Regions from separate parts of the Homo sapiens genome. Here regions 2, 3 and 4 are each linked to region 1. Evidence: chromatin contacts called from ENCODE Hi-C or POLR2A ChIA-PET data. All regions are on one chromosome and are shown on one strand. The core of a region is the stretch at or near the end of the contact, and the rest is flanking DNA. Distances in the headings are between cores, read along the strand shown. Region 1 has its middle 55 kb from the start of B3GNT2. Region 2 has its middle 140 kb from the start of TMEM17. Region 3 has its middle 82 kb from the start of MIR5192. Region 4 holds the start of COMMD1 (copper metabolism domain containing 1).

The links. A loop is a pair of places that touch in the nucleus more often than their neighbours do. ChIA-PET counts read pairs that join two places held with the same protein, here RNA polymerase II (POLR2A). Pooled maps may share reads with other maps.
Region 2: a pooled map shows a loop between it and region 1 (3-fold over the local background). The contact joins two enhancer-like sites. A Hi-C loop is called at or near these places in 2 of 37 single-sample maps with no recorded cell type and 3 of 50 pooled maps. POLR2A ChIA-PET finds 5 or more read pairs at or near these places in 1 of 52 experiments (activated T-cell).
Region 3: a loop to region 1 is called in a map with no recorded cell type, with 2.6 times the contacts of the local background. The contact joins two enhancer-like sites. A Hi-C loop is called at or near these places in 1 of 168 maps with a recorded cell type or tissue (K562), 1 of 37 single-sample maps with no recorded cell type and 2 of 50 pooled maps. POLR2A ChIA-PET finds 5 or more read pairs at or near these places in 1 of 52 experiments (GM12878).
Region 4: a loop to region 1 is called in a pooled map, with 2.5 times the contacts of the local background. The contact joins the promoter of COMMD1 here to the enhancer-like site in region 1. A Hi-C loop is called at or near these places in 4 of 37 single-sample maps with no recorded cell type and 3 of 50 pooled maps. POLR2A ChIA-PET finds 5 or more read pairs at or near these places in 1 of 52 experiments (OCI-LY7).

Annotation. Positions count from the first base shown.
Region 1 is chr2:62,139,989-62,142,688 of GRCh38, reverse strand. No RefSeq gene overlaps it. Among named protein-coding and RNA genes, the nearest start is that of B3GNT2, 55 kb to the left of the region's middle. RefSeq lists an enhancer at 534-623. Within about 2 kb of position 1,433, at least 3 of the 41 ENCODE cell types and tissues checked have a DNase peak (open chromatin) inside an H3K27ac peak, as active enhancers do; they include GM12878 and OCI-LY7, where a contact is called at or near this core.
Region 2 is chr2:62,361,593-62,364,492 of GRCh38, reverse strand. No RefSeq gene overlaps it. Among named protein-coding and RNA genes, the nearest start is that of TMEM17, 140 kb to the left of the region's middle. RefSeq lists enhancers at 1,351-1,851, 1,852-2,352. Within about 2 kb of position 1,277, at least 2 of the 41 ENCODE cell types and tissues checked have a DNase peak (open chromatin) inside an H3K27ac peak, as active enhancers do.
Region 3 is chr2:62,286,763-62,289,462 of GRCh38, reverse strand. No RefSeq gene overlaps it. Among named protein-coding and RNA genes, the nearest start is that of MIR5192, 82 kb to the right of the region's middle. RefSeq lists a silencer at 1,295-1,589. Within about 2 kb of position 1,387, at least 9 of the 41 ENCODE cell types and tissues checked have a DNase peak (open chromatin) inside an H3K27ac peak, as active enhancers do; they include GM12878, where a contact is called at or near this core.
Region 4 is chr2:61,904,350-61,907,125 of GRCh38, reverse strand. COMMD1 (copper metabolism domain containing 1) reads right to left here and starts at 1,452. Exons shown (of 3, transcript NM_152516.4): 1 at 1,268-1,452. The coding sequence starts at 1,447. RefSeq lists an enhancer at 1,201-1,390.

The sequences.
Region 1 (2,700 bases), core at 184-2,683:
TGTGTGCACCACACCCAGCTAATTGTTCAACATTTTTGTAGAGACAGGGTCTTGCTATGTTGCCCAGGCTGGTTTCTAACTCCGGGGCTCAAGTGGTCCTCCTGCTTCAGCCTCCCAAAGTGCTGGGTTACAAGTGTGAGCCACTGTGCTGGGCCAGAATTTATTTATTTATTATTTTTAAAGAACCTTCATTTCCTCTGGCAATCTGCTTGGGGACATGCACATGAATCTCATGGGAGAACAAGAAAACGTTTCCTTTTTGTGTTCTCCACTTTCCCTTCCCTTTCCAGAATCTAGGCCCTGGTGATTCCCTTCAGGAGGCAGGAAAGCGATTCCTTGAAGAACAACAGCCGTCACCTTCCTTCCCAGTTGAGCCAGAAAGGCCCCACAGCTCTGCCACAGATGCTACAGAAAATGTTTCTGGCCTCAACTCCCCAGGGAGGGAGTAAGCCTTGGGGTTAGTTCAGTTGCACAGTTCCACGTCTGTTAGCAGCCACTGGTTCTCTTACTCCAGCTATGTTTAGCTTTGTTTGACTATCTTCCATGGGAACACAACTGCATTAGTGTTCCTTTTCTCAGTTCTCCATTTCAAAAATTTTTATTTATTTATTTAATTTCTGAGAGGGGGTCTTGCTCTGTCACCTAGGATGGAGTGCAGTGGCACAAACACAGCCTCACTGCAGACTCGACCTCCAAGTTCAGCCTCCTGAGTAGTTGGGATCACAGGCATGCACCACCATGCCTGGCTAATTTTTTTATTAGTAGTAGAGACAGGGTCTCCCTATGTTGCCCAGGCTGGCCTTGAACTCCTGAGTTCAAGCAATCCGCCCGCCTCAGCCTCCCAAAGTGCTTGGATTATAGGCGTGAGCCACCGTGCCCCGGTATCGGTTCTCCATTTATAACAACTTGTCACCAAGAACCCGAGACCCAAGCTTGGGTCAATGGTTGTCCAGCTAGGATGAGAATAATGTGCTGGCTATCTGGGTACTGTGGACAGCCTGGAAGCCCCATGTGGCAGCCAACTTACTCATTTTGCACACTGCACCCAGAGAAGGGTGGCACTGAGTGGAAAGTGAGGCCAAGGTCATCACAAACAGCATCAGGCTCTACAAAGAGTGACAGCAACCTGAAGCACAGAGACAGGTCTAACATGGATGCAGGATGTAAGTGACGTTGGACCTAGTCTTAGGTCACATCTGCATACAAAAATCCTCACTACAGGAACTGTCATTATTTAAACACATGAGCAAGGACACAGATTTTTGAAATAAGCACTTATTCTTTTGAAGGGTCTAAAAGGTAGAATGTAGAGATGGAAGACAGTAGACCTGAAATTCCTTCCTGACCACGGCCTTGTACAAATCTTCTGCCCTGTCTGTCCAGATGTTTCCTCATTTTTGACCAGATGCTAAAGCCTCCAAATCAGTCATTCTGAGATCCATGCCAATTCTTAGCCATGATTCTAAAAATAGCCAGAATAGAAATAATATACAATCCTCATATTTATGCTTACTTCTTTAATACAAAAACAGTGTAATAACAGCATGAAGGAAATAATTTAATGATTTTAATTTTTCAGCCTAAAATTATTTTAAACTAATGGTTTCACCTTGTTCCACTTGAGTAATCAAATTCATATTTTCCCCCTTGCCATCTCTCCCCCACCTGCATCCTGTGAATCAACAGAAGTTAAAACCCTAACACCAGTGGGAAACAGAAACTAGCCAAGAGCATGTAAAACAGAAACAAGACAGGCGTGGTGGTGCTGAGGTGGGAAGATCACTTGAGCCCAGGAGTTCAGGCTGCAGTGAATAATGGTTGCACCATTGCACTCTAGCTTGGGGGACAGCGTGAGACCCTGTCTCTATATTAAATTTTAAAATATAATAAAAGAGAAAGAAAATGCCTAATTACAGTTCTTGGTGAATAAATGATGTAAATGCCCATATTTTACTACCTGCTCACGTATAGCGTTAGTATTGTAATCAGATAGTTTATGTACCAAACTTGTAAGTTATGCCAGTTGGGACCATTTATCTAACAGGAAGCAGGCCCAGGCAGGTTCCTTTGCAACAAAGGATGGTTCAATGTTGCATACAGTTGAGTTGCCATGAGAGACAATTATGGCCATCCCCAAATAAGGAAAACTTGATTGCACTTAGATAAAAATTGCGATTTTTCAAATTTTGAGGTCAAAACCTGTATACTCTACAACTAGAGGTAAGCTTAAGCTAATTATGTTCTATTTGAGTCTTCCCTTCTGCTGACTAAATCACCATTTAAAATATTTGTAAACCTTGGTTGTAAAGTTGGACACCTAAGAATTCAAAATAGCAATTGTCCCACAAAGCCCCATCCCTTCCAGTATTGTGTTCTTTTAGGAAAGTATTCAATTATCTCTCAGCTGATCCTAAGATTCCTTCTATATCTTGTCCCTTTCATTTGTTTAGATATTTACTATACACTTTGAGGCTGGGTGCAGCGGCTCATGCCTGTCATCCCAGCACTTTGGGAGGCCGAGGTGGGTGGATCACCGAAGGTCAGGAGTTTGAGACCAGCCTGGCCAACATGGTGAAACCACGTCTCTACTAAAAATATAAAAATTAGCTGGGTGCGGTGGCGCATGCCTGTAATCCCAGCTACTCGGGAGGCTGACACAGGAGAATCGCTTGAACCTGGGAGGCAGAGGTTGCAGTGAGC
Region 2 (2,900 bases), core at 28-2,527, 220 kb before region 1:
AAGGCATCTGTGGACTCAAGTCTGTGAAGACCTCTGACAGTCCACTGTCAGAACCCAGAGGTTCTCCACTTCAGCAAGCAAAAAAAGTACCTGGAGAGCATGTTAGAAATGCAAACTCTGCCGGGCGTGGTGGCTCACGCCTATAATCCCAGCACTTTGGGAGCCTGAGGTGGGCAGATCACTTAAGGTCAGGAGTTCAAGACCAGTCTGGCCAACATGGTGAAACCCTGTCTCTATTAAGAATACAAAAATTGGCTAGGCACGGTGGCTCACGCCTGTAATCCCAGCACTTTGGGAGACCGAGGCGGGCAGATCACAAGGTCAGGAGATCGAGACCATCCTGGCTAACACGGTGAAACGCTGTCTCTACTAAAAATACAAAAAATTAACCGGGCATGGTGGTGGGCACCTGTAGTCCCAGCTACTCAGGAGGCTGAGGCAGGAGAATGGCGTGAACCCGGGAGGCGGAGGTTGCAGTGAGCCCAGATTGTGCCACTGCACTCCAGCCTGGGTGACAGAGCGAGACTCCATCTAAAAAAAAAAAAAAAAAAAAATACAATTAACCAGGCGTGATGGCGGGTGCCTGTAGTCCCAACCACTCAGGAGGCTGAGGCAGGAGAATCACTTGAACCTGGGAGGTGGAGGTTGCAGTAAGCTGGGATCACACCACTGCACTCTAGCCTGGACAACAGACTCTGTCTCAAAAAAACAAACAAAAAAAGAGACCAGCCTGGCCAATATGGTGAAACTCTGTCTCTACTAATAATACAAAAATTAGCCAGGCATGGTGCTGCATGCCTGTAGTCCCAGCTACTCGGGAGACTGAGGCAAAAGAATCGCTTGAACCCGGGAGGCGGAGGTTGCAGTGAGCTGAGATCACGCCACTGCACTCCAGCCTGGGCAACAGAGCGAGACTCCATCTCACAAAAAAAAGAAAAGAAAAGAGAAATGCAAGCTCTCAGATCCTTGTTCCAGAGATTCTGACTTAGTAAGTCTGTGTGAGGGGAGTTGGAGGGGGATGGCTGAGATTTGCATTTCTAACTTCCTTCAGGTGCACCAAAAGATGAGGCTATAGTCTGTGGTCTATGCTTAGCGTTACACTGGTAACCCCTTTGTTTCACAGATGAGGCAACAGGGACCAGGGACTGAGGTGCTCACCCAGTGAACTCAGTCCTCCTGGACAGGCACTGTGAAGGCGCACTCTGCACACTCAGGCAGCACCTCCTACTGTGTCACGCCAGCTCTAGGGGAGTCTGAGGAAGGATGGCATGAGTTAGCGTCATGGTCTGAAAGTTTCCATAAATGCTTGTAGAGACAATGCGTATCCTAGAACTGAATGCTCCCCTCCTCGTGTCACCCTCTGACATATTAGGTAAGGCAAGCAGCACTGGGGAACAGAAAGATCACCCTTCATCTGCTTTGAGCCTCAGTTTCCTTAATAACAGCCAATATTCATTACACTTATCAGGCATTTCACATGCACTAATCCTCTCCACAAACCTATGGCATAAGTTCTATTATTATCCTCATTTTACAGAGAAGGAAACTGAGACTCAGAGTTTAGGTAATTTGACTAGAGTCATGTACCAGTGTGCAGAGGCGGGGCTTGAACAAATGCACTATGACTCAATAGCCCCAGCTCCTCTCCACCCTAAAGAAACTACGTTGTTGGAAGCCAGTGACTAGGGCTGTCCTGCTGGAGGTCCTCCCATTGCTGGTGCTTTAGCCCTCCCACATTCCTGGCCCAGCTCCACCCGCAGTTCCCGGTAAAGATTCCTCTCAGGTGTGCTGCAGCACTGCCCTCTGGCCCTCGTCAGGCAGCCCTCTGGGTCTGGTCCCATCACCTGGCCCTCAGCCAGTGCTCCTTGAGTGCAGCGCTGGCCTCCATGGGTGAGGGGTTCCTGGCCTCGGCCCTGTGCTCTAGAGGGCCTTGCTCCACCCTTACCAGTCGGGTGGAGAGTCTGTGGAGGGCCGAGGACCTGAAGCCCCTCCTCTAGAATGCTATGGGTACCTGCGACCCTAGAATTCCCTGCACTAATGTCCCTGAGCTATTCCCAGGGCTTGCTGGGGTTTGTCCCCTGGCCCACCTTCCCAAGAGCAACACTGGGCTCATAGGTAGCACTTGCCAAATGCATGCACCCTCTAGGCCTATGTCCAGGAGTGTGGAGTGGGGGGTGGGCAGAACTGACATGAGAGCTGGGGTGTCCACAGAGATGGACTTGAGGCCCTTCCAGGTTCAGGATGAAGAGCAGGTAGGAAGAGAAGATGGCTGGGCCACTAACTGGGGGCCACTTTTCCAGCAGTGCCATTATATTAGTTACCTATTGTTGCGTAACAAATGACCACCAACTTACAGCTTAAAATGGCACATATGTATTATCTCACAGTTTCTGTGAGTTAGGAATATGGGCAGGGCTTAGCCAGGCTCTCTGTTTCAGAGTCTCTCAGGAGGTGTTGTCTGGGGCTGCAGTCTCATCTCAAGGCTTGATTGGGGAAGGATCTGCTTCTACATCCATGTGGTCGTTAGCAGCATTTCAGTTCCTTGAGGGTTGCTGGACTGAGGGCCTCAGTTCCCTGCTGGCTATTGGCTGGAGGCTGCCCTCATTCATTAGTAATATGGATCCCTGGAACAAGGCAACTTGCTTCATCAAAGCCAGGAAGAGTGGGCATCTGCTAGCAAGAGAGAAGCCACTGTCTTATATCACCTAATCATGAATGGAACATCCCATTACCTTTGCCGTATTCTGTAGGTTAGAAGCAGCTCATGGGTCTTGCCCACACTCAAGAGGAGGGGATTACATAAGGATGTAAATGTCAAAGGTGGGAATCACTGCATGTCATCTTAGAAGCTGCCTGCCACAGCCATATCCAAGCACAGAATGCCAAGAAATCAGAAAGAG
Region 3 (2,700 bases), core at 138-2,637, 150 kb before region 1:
TTGCACCACAGCCCAGACTCAGGCTCCCAGAGCTCTAGGCTCTCACTGGGCTGGTGGTGAAATGGTGGTGCTGTGAGGTCTCCATTTCCATTGAGAAGTCAATAGAAGATCTCTCAAAGCTGTACCTCCTCCTCTCTCGGGAGGGTTCCAGGGCCCCTGGACAGTCTCCCTAGACATAAGTGTGCCTTAAGATATTTGTGCCCTTTGCTATGTGGGCCTGGGATGGCCACAGCTCTTGGGCTGGTAAGCTCAGGCCTCTAGCAACCTATCCAGGGCTTCGAATTTCCTACAGTGAGCCATGTAATGCTGAGAGGTGAAAATGGTTGGCTGACATGGTTGCTTTGCCCAGTGGTTTTCAAAGGGTGGTCCCAGGACCAGCAATATCAGCATCACTTGGGAACTCTTCAGGAATACAAATGCTCAGGCCATCCCAGACCTATTGAATTGGAAACTCCACAGGTAGGACCCAGGAATCTGTGTTTTAACAAGCCATCCAGGGGAGTCTGATGGACATGAAAGTTTGAGAATCATGATATAGATCCTGAGGTCCCTGAAGCAGAGGGACACATGCTGGTTCTGGATTGCATCCCCAGCACTAGCGACGTCTGCTATAAGAGGCGGTCATGAAGATTTTGTTGAATAAGTGAATGAACGCATGGTTTAGCTTATTTGTGATGGACTGCTTCTCTCTAACCAGCTGCCAACGAGAATATTTGCAAGCTGATAAAAAGAGAAGGGTGTGAGTATATCTGATCGTTCACTCCAGCTTCTTGTTGGCTCTGTTTGATCTCTGAATTATTAAGCAGGACTCATGGCCCATTTCACGTTTTCTTTTTAGAGATGAGGCCCTGGCTCTTTGACAATTTTTTTTTTCTAACCTCCAGAAACAAAAGCACTTTCCATTTGATTTCAGAATCAAGTTCTCCCACTACATCATTCTGGCCCTGGAAGGAAAAGGAGGATGCAGCTAGAAGGATGTTTTTGCATTTTCAAGTTCAAATGTACTCAAATTATTAAACATCTGGCTCTCAGGAGAACCAAGAAACACAGGCCAAGCACTTCTTAGAAATCCTGGGGGATGGGCAGGTTATGCACAGCAAATAGTAGGCCCATTTCCCATTCAGAGTTAGCCAGTGGCCAGAGGCTGGGTGGAGCTTGGTGCCTTCTCTCCTTGGTTTTGGATTATGGGCTGACTTTCAGATTCTCTGAAACTGCCACCTCCCTCAAATTCCCCAAAGCCAGGATTTCTTTGGGCTCACACCTCCTGAAACTAGCTGCTCTGTCACCCAGTGTGGTGCCCTTTCTCCTGTAACCACATACATTTCAGCTGGTGAGAGACTGGCCCCAGACAGACTGGGCACAGTGCCAGGACACTGAGGCATCCTCTGTTTCAGGAGCTCCTGGCTCCCTGCCACCAGCCCCACCCCTCACGAGGTCACCACACTCAACTGACAGGCACTAATCACCCTCTGAGCCATCTCACCCACAATGGACATCCAACACCCTCTATCTTTTTAGAACCAGACCCCTGCAGCAGTCTAATAGAACAACCAGGCTAAGAAACTAATTGCCCCAGGCTGGGTACGGTCGCTCACACCTGTAATCCCAGCACTTTTGGGAGGCTGAGGTGGGCAGATTGCTTGAGCTCAGGAGTTCAAGACCAGCCTGGTCAACATGGCAAAGCTGGGCATGGTAGTATGTCCTGTAGTCCCAGCTACTTGGGGGACTGAGGTAGGAGGACCGCTTGAGCCCCAGAAGTTGAGGGTGCAGTGAGCTGAGATTGCACCACTGCCTGGGGGATAAAGTGAGGCCCAACAAAAAAAAGAAAAAGTAACTGCCCCTTGTTTTCTGGGCTGTAGGCGCATAATGAAAAAAATGAACTATACCTCTCCTCCTATTGGATAGCCAGGCCTCAAGTCCTGGGGCATGGGTTTCCCCTACCCAGAGAGGTGAAGGCTTTATTTTTAGGAAGTGAGTAAAGAGCTGGTGGGATGGCTTGGAAGGAGGCTAGAGAAGGAAGCAGCCAAAGTGGAGGGAAGGATGAGGTGCGTGAGCCATCGGCCTTCTGCAGGCCTCATGACTGGGGGATCTGCACCCTGGGAATGACACGTCCTGAAGGTCAGCGACTGTGGCACCAGAGGCAGAGGCCTGAGAACCTCTGCAAAGAAGTGTCCTAGCTTGGTTTGAAGGAGGAGGAGTCAGCCGGGCGCGGTGGCTCACGCCTGTAATCCCAGCACTTTGGGAGGCCAAGGTGGGCGGATCACGAGGTCAGGAGATCGAGACCATCCTGGCTAACACGGTGAAACCCCGTCTCTACTAAAAATACAAAAAAATTAGCTGGGCATGATGGCGGGCGCCTGTAGTCCCAGCTACTCGGGAGGCTGAGGCGGGAGAATGGCGTGAACCCGGAGGCGGAGCTTGCAGTGAGCTGAGATCGCGCCCCTGACCTCCAGCCTGGGCGACAGAGCGAGACTCCATCTCAAAAAAAATAAAAAATAAAAAGAAAGAGGAGGAGTCATGAGCATGGATGAGATCAGAAGGGCTGTGGACAAATTGCACGAGGAGAAGCAGCCAATGCTGGACCGAAGACGGGGCCTCTTCCCTCTTCCCTAAGACAGTGTAAGCCTGGGCGTCACATGCACACCTTGGGCTGGGTGGATGAAGTGGGGGAGGAGGGAGGAAATCCTAAACAATGACAGA
Region 4 (2,776 bases), core at 203-2,702, 240 kb after region 1:
AAAAAAAGAAAAAACAAAAGAAATAGAAAGCATTCACTAGTGATTTATGACTGATATCAACTAAGATTACTTAGAATGTCTAGGATCACACCTGAGATATTACTCCTTACATTTCCATGAGACAATCCATTTACTGTGTGAAATATTTGTTTTCATTTGCTTTTTTTCTGGATTCAAATCCTGTAGGCAAAATCAGTTTAAAAAAATACAGAAGTGCCTTTTAAAGAATAAACAGCTTTGAAAAAATAGCAAATTCAAAAGGATAGTGGATTAAATTTCAACACTGACTTTAATCAAAATGAATTTTAGGCTGTTTAGATTCCCTGGACCTGTTTCTTAAATCTTTACCATGGGTGTCCACTATATAAGGTTTTTTTTTCAAGAAACAAATGAAACAACATGTAAAACATCTCAGTACGTTCCTAACACATAGGAGACCTATAAAAGTCAGTAATTTTTTTACAGTTTGTCTCTAGAGTACATTGACACTACATTCCTATAACTAGTTCTCGGTCTAAATAGAGTTGTCCAATATGATGGTTATTAGCCATATGTGACTACTGAGCACTTAAATTTGGCAAGTCCGAGATATGTGCTTTAAGTGTAAAATACTGGATTTCGAAGATTTAGTGAAAAAAGTAACAAAAAATCTTGTCAATATTCTGTATATTGATTACATGTGAAGTGATAATACTTTGGCTATTCTGGATTAAATAAGATATATTACTAAAATATTAATTTCACCTTTTTGGCTCACATATTTCTATTGGACGATCTAGTCTATACTTTGACTTCAAGCTGGTAATTATGCTCTTTTAACCACGCAGTGGACTGCTTGACAGATGTCACTCGGGCTAAGCCACCCCTTATCCAGCAGACACTGGCTCATTTTAACGCTCCCAACTTCCACAACCGGGGAAAGCTAGCGACCTAAAACTCTTAATTTTAAAAACACCAGATCCCACAGATCTGCTGAGGAAACGCGACTGTTACCAAGAGACAGAAATGTCTTGAAGGAAAAACCCCTGTGGGTGTCAGTCTACCGGGGGACTGGGAACTTCAGCAGAAAAAGTCCCCCTTAGGAAAGAGAGAAGGGGCGACAGAACGAGCAAATCTGAAGGAGCCCGATGTGGAGCCCACGGAGTGGAGGTCTGAGAGGGAAAAGCCTTTCGGCTTGTGAGGACAGGGGAAGGCAAGGGGGGGAGAGTCTGAAGCCAGCGGCCAAGGGGTTCTGCTCCAAGCCGGAGACTACAGAAAAGAGCAGTACCTTAAGAATCCCCCTCATCTTTGCCAGAAAGGGGCGGAACTCCTCGGGTGGCACCTCTGGATATAGCTGGCTCCGTAGCAGCTCCTCTGTGATGCCGGGGTACCCGTGGAAAGTGTCCTGGGCCAGCGCATTCAGCAGCCCGCTCAGGGGTTTGCCACCCTCAAGCTCGCCCGCCGCCATGCTCTGCGAAGGCCCCGCCCCGCAACAGCTGAGCCGTGCCCCGCCACGGCGGCCGAGATGTGCCTAAATAGCCTGTGCAAAACCACCACGGGGAACCTCGGGGAACCTGGAGGCAAGGCTTCCCCAGGGGTCAGAGTTGGCAGCTTACAGCTTTGCTCTGCAACACCCATCCCCTTAGGATACCTCCACGGAAATATCCGTTTGGTTCCAGTAGGGTCACTTTGCTTCCCCTGATCCCCTTCATCACTGCAGAGCCTACTGGAAAGAAAGATTGCTCGCAGAGATTACTGGAGATGGGGTAGCAGCCTATAAGTTTGGCAGTTTAATTTTTAGATGGCTGTATCTCATTCCAGGACTTGCCAACCCATTAACTGAATAGGATCGATCACTCAGATTTAATCTCTGCCTAATCCTTACCTGTCATCCTTTTTTTCAGGAAGTTTAACTATCTCCTGATTACATAATGTTTTTCTTTGGGTTGTTAATTGCCTTTTTATATACACTTGTCTTTCCAGCTAGATCAGTGGCTCTGATCCAATGTTCTTTTATATGACAAATATTTTAACACCTTATTTACTATCCTGAAATGAAATGCATAGCTAATATAACTTCCCACCCATATAATTTTTTAAAATCAATATATTATTCAGCCATAAAATGGAATAAAGTACTGATACATGCTACAACGTGAATGAGACTTAAAAACAGGATTAGTAAAAGAAGCCAGATATAAAAGGCCAAATATTGGACATCCATTTATATGAAATGTCCAGGATAGACAAATCCATGGAGACTGAAAGTAATGTAATAGTTGGCAGAATCTGGAGAAGGGGACGAATGGGTAGTGACTGTTTATAGGTACAGAGTTTCTTTGGGGCATGATGAAAACATTCCGGAAGTGGAAGCACAACCTTGTTAATATACTAAAACCCACTGAATTGTACACTTTAAAAGATTAGTTTCACAGTATGTGAATATCTCAATTGAAAAATCAATTTAATGACCTAATTGTAATTTATCATAAAATGAAAAGGAATTTATAATATAATATGTGTGTTTGGGTACACCTATACTAGTTGACTAAAAGACATACAAAGTAGCCAGATGTCTGCATCTTTACATCTTTATGTAGAACCACCTGTGACTTCTACAAATGCAAATTGATACAGGTGTGTGGTATTGGTGACTCCAGAGGGAGGGCAGTTGCTTCTGGTAACATGATGTTCTGAAATGTTAAGAACTGATGTTCTGAAATGTGAACAACAGTTGGTAAAGTTTACAACAAAAAACACTCTTTCCTCACTCTACAGTCATTGCAAAGCTGGAATA